Linked DNA regions of Homo sapiens: region 2 is linked to region 1. Evidence: chromatin contacts called from ENCODE Hi-C or POLR2A ChIA-PET data. All regions are on one chromosome and are shown on one strand. Each heading gives the region's core, a stretch centred on a gene start or an enhancer-like site at or near the end of the contact. The rest is flanking DNA. Distances are from core to core; before and after follow the strand shown.

Region 1 (6,667 bases), core at 2,260-4,759:
CAGGAGAAACATTAGAAAAAATGTAACCAGTAGGAAAATACAGGTGATTCCGAGCAATTAAAAACATTCTAATCAAAACTTCTAAGTGAAGAAAATAGCTTTAGTCAAATTCCTAGATACAGGAGTGATGTGCTATAGGGAGAAATGAGCACAAACACTAAAACACACCTCTACCTGATTCTTTAGGTGATGTTTACCTAGCAAACATATTGAAAATGTTTATTTATAATACAGTACATACATCTGCACTCTCTTGAACACCTAATATTGTGTCTCCCATTGCTGGCGTGCAATGTTTACTTACTGAATGATTGAATAAGGTAGTTCCAGAAAAAATATACATGTGGCCGGGCGTAATCCCACCTACTCAGGAGGCTGAGGCAGGAGAATCGCTTGAACCCAGGAGGCAGAGGTTGCAGTGAGCTGAGATCTCGCCACTGCACTCCAGCCTGGGCGACAGAGCGACACTCCATCTCAAAAAAAAAAAAAAAAAAGGAAGATACACATGTGTTCTGTTAAGTACTTTGTCTTTGGTAATTTACAAGTTTTGTTTTTTTTTTTTTTAATGAAAGCAGAGGAATCTTACAAAGTTCCTGTTAAAGTGGGTAATTCTAGGTATATGACTTTATCAACATCACTCAAGCATTTACTCAGTATCTGCTCAGGATACTCAGTAACTGAGTATCCTGTTCATGATACTGGAACTGAGGAAAGAAACTGAGGAACTGAGGAAAGAAAGCCCTGCAGATAAAATAGGGCCCTACTCTTCTCAGAGAGCTCAAAGTGAACGATAAGGATCATAGACCGGGTGCGGTGGCTCACGCCTCTAATCCCAGCACTTTGGGAGGCTGAGGCCGGCAGATCACCTGAGGTCGGGAGTTCAAGACCAGCCTGACCAACACGGAGAAAGCCCGTCTCTACTAAAAATACAAAATTAGTCAGGTGGGCATGGTGGTGCACGCCTGTAATCCCAGCTACTAAGGCATCTGTAATGCCAGAGACTGAGGCAGGAGAATCAATTAAACCTGGGAGGCGGGGGTTGTGGTAAGTAGAGATCACACCATTGCACTCCAACCTGGGAAACAAGAGGGAAACTCTGTCTCAAAAAAAAAAAAAAAAAAATGATAGTTGACATTCCTCTATCTAAAGGAGAAAATAGTTTTAAGTAAGAGATCATGTTGGTACCTAGAACAACCGAAAACAATGTCAAACACTAAAACCCCAGACCTATCAAGGAATCTGCACAACAATAAAAAACTGTCTCAAGCAAAAGCTATACAAAAAACCCCCAAAAACTAGTAAATCTAAGCTCTTTCTTTTCTTTCTTTTTCTTTTTTGTTTTTCTTCTGACAGAGTTTCACTTTCGCCCAGGCTGGAGTGAAGTGGTGTGATATTGGCTCACCGCAACCTCTGCCTCCTGGGTTCAAGCAACTCCCTGCCTCAGCCTCCGGAGTAGCTGAGATTACAAGCGCCTGTCACCACGCCCGGCTAATGTTTTTTGTATTTTCAGTAGAGACGGGGTTTCACCATCTTGGCCAGGCTGGTCTTGAGCTCCTGACCTCGTGATCCACCTGCCTTGGCCTCCCAAAGTGCTGGGATTACAGGTGTGAGCCACTGTGCCCGGCCTAATTTTTGTATTCTTAGTAGAGACAGGGTTTCACCATGTTGGCCAGGCTGGTCTCGAACTCCTTACCTCAGGCGATCCGCCCGCCTCAGCCTCCCAAAATGCTGGGATTACAGGCGTGAGCCACCACGCCGACCTAGCCACCCCGACAGGCCGGTTTCAATCTTTTAAAAGATGTAACTAGCACATATAGATCAACTGTAGCATTGTAAAAGGGAAACAGATATTCAAATAATTTGCTCCATGAGTAGAAACTTTAAAATCATCATTCCTGGCAATATTCCACTTTTACAATCCACCGATGAATAAGACAAGTGACCTGAAATTGCGTTTATGCTTTCTACATCCCATTATGTAAAATAATTAAGCTTATCCTTCACACCTTAAATGTATCATATCAAAGGCTGAGAGACCTTCGAAGGTCGCCAGGATAAATGTATCACATCAAAGACTGGGAAGGTTTCAAATTTCACCCTTAATACTACAAGTTCTAATTAGGAATCATTTTTACATACTTGCATATAAATTATACCACCCAGGTGAAAACCGGCATTTCAGTTGATTTATTCAACTGATAGAAAAAGAAAAGCTTACAGTCGCTACTGATCACTATTTAAAAACCGGAAAATAAAAAACGTACAATTAAATGCCCTCTTCTGCGTAGAGCTAGGTAGTTTTTTACAACCATACACATCCATACAACCGCCATCCCTTAATTTTTCTAATATTTTCGTCTCGCATATCAAACCAAAACCAAACCTCTCTCTCTTCCGGGAGCGAAGAGCCCTTTCACTCCCTTCGGAAGATGCGTAAATTTCAAAAGAGGAACATAGCGCTGGGGGAGGGTAATAATCTGCAGCTCAAAAAAACCGCGGGTGGAGAAGACGACCCCGGCCCCCGAACGCCTGCTTCTAAGACAAAGCTCAGCACCGCCAACCTCGACAAACATACAAAGAAGAAATACAAAAGCTTCTTCTCACAGTTGGGCGGAGGATGGGGGGCGGAGGGACGGAGGGACGTGAAAAGACGTTACAAACGGATGGCACGGAGAGAGGAGAGGGCCGGGAGCCAGGCAAGCTCGCTGGGGCCCTCGGCGGGGTGTCTAGGCCCGGAGAGGATCGCTGGGAGACCGGCCTCAAGTGACCACCTCCCGAGCCCCGGGAGCCGGAGGCAGCGGCGGGGGCATCCTTCCAGCGGCAGGGGAGGAGCCAGCCCACCTCTCCCCGATGCGCTCGCAGCCAGCTCAGGCAGCGCTCAGGGAAGTGTAAGCGGCGGTGCAGCCCCGCGGCTCCGCAGTAATCGCGCACCGCCAGGCCTCCGCGGACAGCGCTGAGGGCTCCGCGGCCCAGCGGGGGTTGACGCAGTGACTGGGGGAACGCGGCGGCAGCGGGGGCCGCGAGGGCTGCAGAGATCGAGACAACGCCGGTCCCCGCCCTCCCGCGCCTCTAGCCGCAGGCCGGCCGCCCTCCTCCCTCCCGCGCCGCAGGCTTGGCCCGCGGCCCCCTCCCCGCGCCCGGCGCTCCGCCGCGCAACGTCCTACCTGCAGGTGACCTGTTTAGTCCAGCCGCCGCCGCTGCCGTCGCTGCCGCCGCCCCCTCCGCCCGCCCCCAGGGACGGGGCGGTGACTGTGGGGATCGGGGTGGGGGAGGCTGCTGCCGCCGTCGCCGCTGCCGCTCCTGCTCCTGATGTTGTGGCTGTTGTTCCGGGAGTTGCAGCCTCCGCCATTACTGTTTATCCCACACAGCAAAGGCCCCGGAACTTCCGGGATCACATAGTTCCGGTCCGGCTGCGGGGAGAGGACGGCGAGGCCAGGCGAGGGGAGGGGAAGGACACTGAGGCACCCGTTCGGTCCCCGCCTGCTACGCGTCGCGTATCTGAGCGCTCTCGCCACTTCAACTGCGGGCCCAGAGCATGCGCGCCCGCGGCCCGCCCACGGCGCCGCTCATTGGTGGAGGGGACGTCTCCTCCGGAAAGGGGCGGGGCAAACGGGGGTCTGTACAGGTGTGTCCTAGGCTCGAAACCCCGGCGACGAAAGTCCATAGTTAGCGGCTTTCTTCCTAGCAGAGGCTGATATAGTGGAGCTGGGGCTGGGGACTAGGGACTTGCAGTCGGAAGACCTGGGTTTGAATCTGCACTTTCCCATTTCTCTAGTAATATTTGAGCTAGGTACTTGTTCTATCTGAGCCTCCGTTTCAGCCTCTCTCGAATAAGGATGACAGCAGACCCACATATGGTTGCTGTGAGGATTATATGATGTCCTTAGAAATCACTGAGCTTAGTGCCTGGTACATGGTAAACACTTAATAAAGGTTATCTCATTCCTGGTATCAGAGATGTGATCTTGGCCAAGTATTTTGGCTGAGCAATGCTCTAGAGGGCTGGTCCCCTTATCTCCAGGCTTCCCTTTCTAAGCCATGGGTCTTCTAGCAAATTATCCTACCTCTTGGTGCTCCTGCTTTCTCCTCTGTAAAAACGACAATAATAATAATAATAGGCCAGGCGCGGTGGCTCACGCCTGTAATCCCAGCACTTTGGGAGGCTGAGGTAGGCGAATCACCTGAGGTCATGAGTTCGAGATCAGCCTGGCCAACGTGGTGAAACCCCGTCTTTACTAAAAATACAAAAATTAGCCGGGTGTAGTGGCTAGTCCCAGTTACTCAGGAGGCTGAGGCAGGAGAATTCCTTGAACCCGGGAGGCGGAGGTTGCAGTGAGCCGAGATCGCGCCACTGCACTCCAGCTTGGGCGACAGAATGAAATTCCGTCTCAAAATAATAATAATAGTAATAGATAATAGTACCTACTTCAGAGATGGCTGTGAAAGTTAAATGAGAATCTGTTTAAAAACCTTTGTACTGGCCGGGCGCGGTGGCTCACGCCTGTAATCCCAGCACTTTGGGAGGCCGAGGGGGGCGGATCACCAGGTCAGGAGATTGAGACCATCCTGGCTAACACGGTGAAACCCCGTCTCTACTAAAAAATACAAAAAAATTAGCCGGTCATGATGGCGGGCGCCTGTAGTCCCAGCTACTCCGAGGCTGAGGCAGGAGAATGGAGTGAACCCGGGAGGCGAAGCTTGCAGTGAGCCGAGATCGCGCCACCGCACTCTAGCCACTGCACTGCAGCCTGGGCGACAAAGCTAGACTCCATCTCAAAAAAAAAAAACAAAAAGCAAAAAAAAAAAAAAAAAAACCCCTTTGCATTGTGCTTTTCACACTGCAGTGAATACATAATGAGTAACAAAATATGTCTGGAATATCCTAGCTTTTTTTTTAATGCGTCTTTAAAATTGTATGTATTTAAGGTGTAAAACATTGTTTTAATATACATGTACCTAGTGAAGTGATTACTACAGTCAAGCAGATTTAGCATATCACCTCACATGAATATTTTGTGTATGTGTTTGTGGTAAAAACCCAAGCTCTACTCTTAGCAATTTTCCAGTATACAATACAATATTATCTATTAACATTAATCATAGTCTTCCGCCGGGCACGGTGGCTCACACCTGTAATCCCAGCACTTTGGGGGCCGAGGCGGGCGGATCACAAGGTCAGGAGATCGAGACCATCCTAGCTAACACGGTGAAAGCCCGTCTCTACTCAAAAAACACAAAAAATTAGCTGGGCATAGTGGTGGGTGCCTGTTGTCCCAGCAACTCGGGAGGCTGAGGCAGGAGAATGGCGTGAACCCGGCAGGTGAGGCTTGCAGTGAGCTGAGATCACGCCACTGCCCTCCAGCCTGGGCAAGAGCGAGAGTCCGTCTCAAAAAAAAAAAAAAATCATAGTCTTCATGTGGTACATTAGATCTCTAGACTTATTCATCCTACACAGCTGCAACTTTGTCCCCTTTGACCTGATGTCCCCATTCCCCACTCCACTCCTGGTAAACCACTGTTCTACTCTGTTGCTATGTATTCAACTTTTTCACATCTTCACGTATAAGTGAGATAATGTAGTATTGTTCTTTGTGTCTGGCTTATTTCATTTAGCATAATGTCCTGCAGGTTTATCCATATTGTGGCAAATAAAGGCTACCACACAGGTAGTAACCTTTAGAGACACAATAGGTGGTAAATGTTTCTTTCAGACTTTTCAAGTTGTCAGACTCTCAGTTAATCTCTCTCAGGTCTGGGGAAGGGAGAGCCCGAAAGAAGGCTCTTGTAAATAGAGCCTTCTATTTTAAGGCTGAGAAATAAGGAATATCCTAGCTTCTGAGGATTACTTTTTTTTTTTTTTTTGAGACCGTCTTGCTCTGTCACCAGGCTGGAGTGCAATGGCGCGATCTCGGCTCACTGCAACCTCTGCCTCCCGGGTTTAAGCAATTCTCCTGCCTCAGCCTCCCAAGTAGCTGGGACTACAGACGTGCGCCACCATACCCAGCTAATTTTTGTATTTTTAGTAGAGACAGGCTTTCACCATGTTGGCCAGGCTGGTCTCAATCTCTTGACTTCGTGATCCGCCCGCCTAGGCCTCTCAAAGTGCTAGGATTACAGGTGTGAGCCACCACGCCCGGCCTGGATTACTTCTAAAACTATGAAAAGTAAAGTGTAGTTAATTTTTAATTTTGTTTAGGGATGAGGTCTCACTATATTGGCCAGGCTGGTCTCCAGCACCTGGGCTCAAGTGATGCTCCTGTCTTGGCCTCCCTAAGTGCTGGGATTATAGGCATAAACTACCATGCCGGGCCTCAGAGTGTATTTAATTATTTTTCCCCATAAGGCCTACTGTCCACTCAGATGCAACATATTAAACTCTGAGTTTCCATAGGCAGTTTTTCATAAGCCCTTAAGTTCGACTTTTCTGTAGTCTCTACGTTGAAAGTGAAAATCAGCCTATTAATCATCAGACCCCGATGTGCCCAACACAGGCAAACAAGGAAGGTGGCAAAAACAACAGAAAAGAATGCATCTCCTAAGGCCACACCACAGCAAGATAACTAACAATCCCCTCGAAGGAAACCAAAATATTTCACTTCACCTCAAAATATACACTTCTGGCCAGGCGTGGTGGCTGACGCCTGTAATCCCAGCACTTTGGGAGGCA
Region 2 (6,812 bases), core at 540-3,039, 2.8 Mb after region 1:
TAGCCATCCAGAGGGGTCCAGGAGAGCCAAACTGGAACAGAGGCGAATGGCCTCAGAGGGGTCCATGGCCCAGGAAGGAAGCCCTGGAAGAGCTCCAATCAACCTTCGGCTTCGGGGACCACGGGCTGTGTCCACTGCTCCTGATCTGCAGAGCTTGGCGGCAGTCCCCACATTAGAGCCTCTGACTCCACCCCCTGCCTATGATGTCTGCTTTGGTCACCCTGATGATGATAGTGTTTTTTATGAGGACAACTGGGCACCCCCTTAAATGACTCTCCCAAGATTTCTCTTCTCTCCACACCAGACCTCGTTCATTTGACTAACATTTTCCAGCGCCTACTATGTGTCAGAAACAAGTGTTTCTGCCTGGACATCATAAATGGGGACTTGGACCCTGAGGAGAGTCAGGCCACGGTAAGCCCTTCCCAGCTGAGATATGGGTGGCATAATTTGAGTCTTCTGGCAACATTTGGTGACCTACCCCATATCCAATATTTCCAGCGTTAGATTGAGGATGAGGTAGGGAGGTGATCCAGAGAAGGCGGAGAAGGAAGAAGTAACCTCTGAGTGGCGGCTATTGCTTCTGTTCCAGGTGCTGTTCGAGCTGTTAGAACCCTTAGGCTTGACAGCTTTGTGAGTTATTATTGAAAAATGAGGATTCCAAGAGTCAGAGGAGTTTGATAATGTGCACGAGGGCACACTGCTAGTAAATAACATTAAAATAACTGGAATGAACTCCTGATCCCAAAGCCTATTGTGTTTTCAACACAAGGTAATAGGAAGCCAAGCAACTTGCATGTCTCCCAATCCCTGTCTAGGGACAGCTGCTGGTGCAGGATGGAAGACTTCCTATAAACAGAATGGGCGACCAATTGTGTCTACAGAGGGGGTGGGCTGAGCATGGGCACGCATGTCCCCAGCCTCCTGGACGAGCAAAGTCAGTCAAAGCGCTGGTGATCCCTGCTCCGCGTGCGTAGCAGTGTCTGTGCCTCTCCTGCCCAGGGGCTAGAGAGCAGTCTCCAGTGCAGGGTCCCCATCCTATCTGAAAACAGTGGAGTCAGTGACCCCAGGTGGAGGGACTTCCAGTTTTAACAATGGGTTGGTATGAAGGCCAGAAGGAGTGAAACATGTGAACTTTCTGGCGAGGAGACTCCCTCTTGAATCATCCATATGTAGCCCCGGGGTCACTTGCGAAGAGTCTCTAACAGCTTCTGCCTCACTCCTAAGCTCTGACCGCTAGGCTTTCACCCCAGCCGCCGGTCCTGATTCCTGAGATCCCAATATTGAGCACCAGGTTTCCTGGAATTGTGTGCTGCGGCTGTGATGTAGGTTTCGGTCGCTGGAAGCTGCTAAACCATAGCTGACGCCCCCTCCTAAGCCAGCCTTCCTTCCCCGCGCGGGCATCTGTCCAGGGCCTTGTCGCGCTCTCAGTCTCCTTCGCAGCCTGGCCCCAACCGTTCAACTTCAATAAAGCAAAACTCCAGCCACGCCCGTCTCCGTGAAGTTATCGCCATAGGCCGGCCAGGGGGCGCGAGAGGCACCGGGGTGATTTCCGCGGGAATCGATAACCAATCGGATTCCCAGGCCGAACGGAGCACACCCGCCCGCCCTCGCTCTTTCCCCGCCCTTTGCCCCGCCCCGCTCCTTCCCCTCCTTTTGTCTGTCCGCCGAGCACCCCACTTCACCCCATTGGACCGCGCGGCCGCCGCTAGAGCTCTGCGCCTGCGCACGCACCGGGCCGGGGACTGGGTGGCCTGGTGTGTGGGCGCGGCAGGGCGCAGGCGCAGGCGCAGTGTGCGTCCGCGTCTGAGGGGAGGGATGTGGGGGAAGCGACGGCCCCCGGTTTGTTTGGGCTGTGGGCGGTGCGCAGCGGAGAGCCCGGGAAAAGCGGGAAATGGCGGCGCCGAGCGCGGGGTCTTGGTCCACCTTCCAGCACAAGGAGCTGATGGCCGCTGACAGGGGACGCAGGTAAGTAGGGAACGGTCTTAGGGCTCCTTAGGGGAGCCCAGGGAAGGGGAGCGTGGCCCCCAGGCGTGCGGCCCTGCAGCCCCCTCCCCTCGGAGCCCCGGAAAGCAGCCGTGTCCGCGCTTCCTGCCAAGGGTGGGACGCCCGCCCGAGCCGCTCCGAGCCTGACTCCGCGCAAGGGCCCGCGGGCGGACCTCTTGGCCTTGTCTCTCGTGGGAAAAGACTGCCCCAGCCTCCCTTTGTTCAACCCACGAGGGTTCTAAAGGGGAGGTCTTTGCAGTCCTGCCCGCTCTTGGGTTCTCTTGAAGATTCTTCATCCTTTCCTCTGGCTCCCTTATGAGGGAAACTATAAAAAGACCATACTCTGTCTCCTTAAAAATCGACGAGACCTTCTGCAGACCTCGGTGCTCTGCCTGATGTGCATTTGATTTGTATCGATTGTATCATGATCTGCATGGCTTTGCATAGAATGACCAGATTTTCAAAGAAGTCAATACAGGGTTTGGAAATTGAGTACTTTTGGCAGAACAAGGGGGTTCCTGTGGCTCCGAGTGTCCATGCCTCTGCCCCGGTCATTCCATTTCATGGCAGTCATCACCCAGGAGAACATTGTAATGCCTCCTGCTCGAGACTGAAGATTAAGGTCTTCGCAAAGGGAACCTGCAGAAGGACACAGAATTAAGACGTAGGAACTCCGTGGTGCCCTTCGCCCCTCCTCCCCTTCCAGTTGTGTCCTGAAATTCTAAATGATTGGAAACTTTTATAATGTTCACGTTTAAGACTCTCATACTACAGAGTAGAGGAAGGAGCGGGTGTGCAGAGGGGGTGATGCTTCAGATTAAAACTAAAGAGTTGATTGAAAATTCAAGTCTGGAACTCGAGAGAGTTAAGAACTATAAGTCAGTAAGTTGCAAGTATGGGTGAGATTGTCTAGGGAAAGGCTCTTTGAAGGGGCGTCCCTAATGGAATATCAATATTAAGGGCAGGCCAAAGGCCCTCTAAAGAAAACAGGAACTGGGTAGGCAGAGAGAAGACTCCCAAAGAATGCTGTCATGGAAACCAGAGGAAGAGAACGATTTAAGGAGCGAATACTACTGGTAAACTAATGGAAGAAATCTGCTGCACCACTGGTTAGTATCCCAGCTGCAGTGTTATATGTGATCGTTATTACTGCTTTGACGTATTCGAAAGTGATTCATTCTTAAATAGGTTTTTTTATTTGTATAGCTCTTTTTCTTGTAGCCAGTTTTTCCTGAAAGTCTTGGGTAATGGAAATATTACAGTAAAAAGAAGAAAAAATGGAGTTTCAGACTCATTTTTCCAAACCTCAGATTCATTGGCTGCTTCCAACCCACTTCATCTGTTTTAGGATCCCACCTGCTATCTTAGTTCTCCCAGTTCTTCCAGGACCCAGCTCTTCCCTCTTCTAACTATAAATCTCTCACCCAATAGCATCTGCAAGCCAAGTGCATCCATTCCATAGATGTGTGGTATTTCACTGACTCTAAGATACACATTTTTTCCCTCCCTTTTTTTTTTTTTTTTTTTTTTTGGACGGAGTCTTTGCTGTGTCACCCAGGCTGGAGTGCAGTGGAATGATCTCAGCTCACTGCAACCTCCATCTCCAAGGTTCAAGCGATTCTCCTGTCTCAGCCTCCCGAGTAGCTAGGACTACAGGCATGCAGCACCACACTCGGCTAATTTTTTGTATTTTTAGTAGAGACAGGGTTTCACCATGTTGGCCAGGCTGGTCTTGAACTCCTGACCTCAGGTGATCTGCCCACCTTAGCCTCCCAAAGTGCAGGGATTACAGGCATGAGCCACCGTGCCCGGCCTCCCCTCATGTTTTAACACCTTAGAAATCAGAATGCATTTTAGAGTAGGTTTTTAAGTTATAAATGGAAGTTATTGTATTTTCACTGCTATCAGGTGCCACCCTTCCTGCTGTTACATATGTGGAAAATGTGACGGGGCAGGCTAGAGAACTCTGGATTTATGTAAACTAGGCATGTAGATGACATATTGGCAATAGGATTATTTTAGTTTATAAGCAGAAGCTGATCTCTTTGCAAGCCTGTAGCAAAATTAGCTGGAGGTGACAGCACATGCCTGTAGTCCCAACTACTTGGGAGGCTGAGGCAGGTGGATCGCTTGAGTCCAGGAGTTCTGGGCTATAGTGTGCTATGCCAGTCACGTGTCCACATTAAGTTCAGCATCAGTGTGGTGATGTCCTGGGAGTCAGGGTCCACCAGGTTGCCTAAGGAAGGGTGAACCCGCCCAGGTCAAAAATGGAGCAAGTCAAAACTCCTGTGCTGCTCTGTAATGGGATCATACCTGTGAATAGCCACTGCACTCCAGCCTGGGTGGCACAGTGAGACTCTTTTAAAGTAAATAGATAAATACCTATCCACTGTGACTTTCTGTCATACTTTCTGCTTATCCACATCTTAACAGGATTCGCCATTTTGTCACTGGAACTTAAAAGTTTTAAAAAACATGTAATTATATGTTTATATCACTAGTGAAAGAGAGTTAGTGTCTGCCTCATTTATTTTCTGTTAAAGCCATTGGCTTGAGTTTTTACCATAGTGTTTTAACCCTCATCTAAGATCATTATAAACTTACATCACTTTCACCAGCTTAGATAATGTGAGATGTTTTCTGAAATAATTCTCTTTATTAAAATTGGTCTATCAGAGAAGTATTCCTTCTCATAAATATGTGTACTTGGGGGTATTGTTTTGCTTAAGACAGATATTTCCCTCCTCTAGTCAGACCATTCATCTCAGATGATCTCAGCTGAACATAAACCATAAGGAATTAGACATTATTTTCTTATGATCAATGTGTTCCTGCTTAGTACATCTTTGCTTTAACCAGATTTAAGAAATATGCATAATCTTGGTTATTGTAAGTCTTATTCTTTTTGTTCTTCCTATTCATGCCTCTTCCACTCCACTCTTCTGTGTCAAATTGTGACTTGACAGCCTTTCCTTCTACCGTTTATCTGTAGGATATTGGGAGTGTGTGGCATGCATCCTCATCATCAGGAAACTCTAAAAAAGAACCGAGTGGTGCTAGCCAAACAGCTGTTGTTGAGCGAATTGTTAGAACATCTTCTGGAGAAGGACATCATCACCTTGGAAATGAGGGAGCTCATCCAGGTATCTGGAGGCAAAAGAGAGAAGATAAATTGATCATGGGGTGGGAATAGAGCATGACAAAATATGGAAAGGGTGTCGTATCTTTCTTCCTTTTTTTTTTTTTTTTTTTTGAGACAGAGTCTCTGTCTCCCAGGCTGGAGTACAATGGCGCGATCTTGGCTCACTGCAGCCTCTGCCTCCCAGGTTCAAGTGATTCTCCTGCCTCAGCCTCCCAAGTAGCTGGGACTACAGGCAGGTGCCACCATGCCTGGCTAATTTTTTGGATTTTTAGTAGAGACAGGGTTTCACTGTGTTAGCCAGGAGGGTGTCGATCTCCTGACCTCATGATCCACCTGCCTCGGCCTCCCAAAGTGCTGGGATTACAGGTGTGAGCCACCACACCCAGCTGGATGTTGTACCTTTCTAAAGAAATGGAAATGCCCTTCTACCGTAGAGCATTTGAGAGAAATGATATATAACTCAAGAATAACAGAAAGGACTTCACCCATACATACACTTTTCCTGTAAAAAGAATTCTTGGATGAGGACACTACTAGGAAGCTCATGTGGAGAAATAGAATTATAGCTAGAGAAGTAAATATGATTTCATGTTTTATTCTTGTGTCTTAGGCCAAAGTGGGCAGTTTCAGCCAGAATGTGGAACTCCTCAACTTGCTGCCTAAGAGGGGTCCCCAAGCTTTTGATGCCTTCTGTGAAGCACTGAGGGAGACCAAGCAAGGCCACCTGGAGGATATGTTGCTCACCACCCTTTCTGGGCTTCAGCATGTACTCCCACCGGTATGAAGCTTTAGTAATATGGGGTGTTGGGAAGGGTTAGTTTGACTGGAAAGGAATTTGTAAGTCAGAGTGAGGGAGACTAGATTTTGTTGTATTTGGACCGGACCACTTCCCTAAGGTCTGTCATCATGAGTTTTGATTTCTTACAGTTGAGCTGTGACTACGACTTGAGTCTCCCTTTTCCGGTGTGTGAGTCCTGTCCCCTTTACAAGAAGCTCCGCCTGTCGACAGGTGAGAATTGATGGACTAAAAGGGGTCCCAGGCCAGGTGCCACGGCTTACGCCTATAATCCCAGCACTTTGCGGGGCCAAGGCGGGTGGATCACCTGAGGTCAGGAGTTCGAGACCAGCCTGGCCAACATGGTGAAACCCCGTCTCTACTAAAAATATAAAAACTAGCTGGGCATGGTGGTGGGTGCCTGTAATCCCAGCTACTCGGGAAGCTGGGGCAGGAGAATTGCTAGAACCCAGGAGACGGAGGTTGCAGTGAGCCAACACGGTGCCACCGCACTCCAGCCTTGCCAACAGAGTGAGACTCAGTCTCAAAAAATAAAATAAAATAAAATAAAAAGGAGGGGGGTGTCCCAGATTGACTTCCCCTTTCTTGTCTGGTATCTGGCTTTGTCCTAACATGAGCCCTTTTTTTTGTTTTTTTTTTTTTTTGTTGTGTTTTTTTTCAGAAATAGGGTCTTGTTCTGTCACCCAGGCTGGAATGCAGTGACACCACCATAGCTCACTGCAGCGTTGAACTCCTGGGTTGAAGGGCTCCTCCTGCCTCAGCCTCCCAAGTACCTGGGATTACAGGTGCATGCCACCACACCTAGCTCATTTTTAAATTTTTTGTAGAGAAGGAGTCTCACTTTGTTACCCAGGCTGGTGTCAAACTTCTGGCCTCAAATGATCCTTC

The links. A loop is a pair of places that touch in the nucleus more often than their neighbours do. ChIA-PET counts read pairs that join two places held with the same protein, here RNA polymerase II (POLR2A). Pooled maps may share reads with other maps.
Region 2: a loop to region 1 is called in a pooled map, with 25 times the contacts of the local background. The contact joins the promoter of CASP2 here to the promoter of MKRN1 in region 1. A Hi-C loop is called at or near these places in 6 of 50 pooled maps. POLR2A ChIA-PET finds 5 or more read pairs at or near these places in 2 of 52 experiments (GM10248 and WTC11).

Annotation. Positions count from the first base shown.
Region 1 is chr7:140,475,996-140,482,662 of GRCh38, forward strand. MKRN1 (makorin ring finger protein 1) reads right to left here and starts at 3,510. Exons shown (of 8, transcript NM_013446.4): 1 at 3,165-3,510. The coding sequence starts at 3,349. RefSeq lists silencers at 2,741-2,820, 3,101-3,240, 3,531-3,640 and enhancers at 2,776-3,616, 3,947-4,857.
Region 2 is chr7:143,286,562-143,293,373 of GRCh38, forward strand. It overlaps CASP2 (caspase 2), which reads left to right and starts at 1,790. Exons shown (of 11, transcript NM_032982.4): 1 at 1,790-1,968; 2 at 4,979-5,129; 3 at 5,739-5,906; 4 at 6,056-6,137. The coding sequence starts at 1,895. TMEM139 (transmembrane protein 139) reads left to right here. Exons shown (of 3, transcript NM_001282876.2): 3 at 1-1,487. The coding sequence ends at 268. It also overlaps the pseudogene RN7SL535P. RefSeq lists a silencer at 1,417-2,166.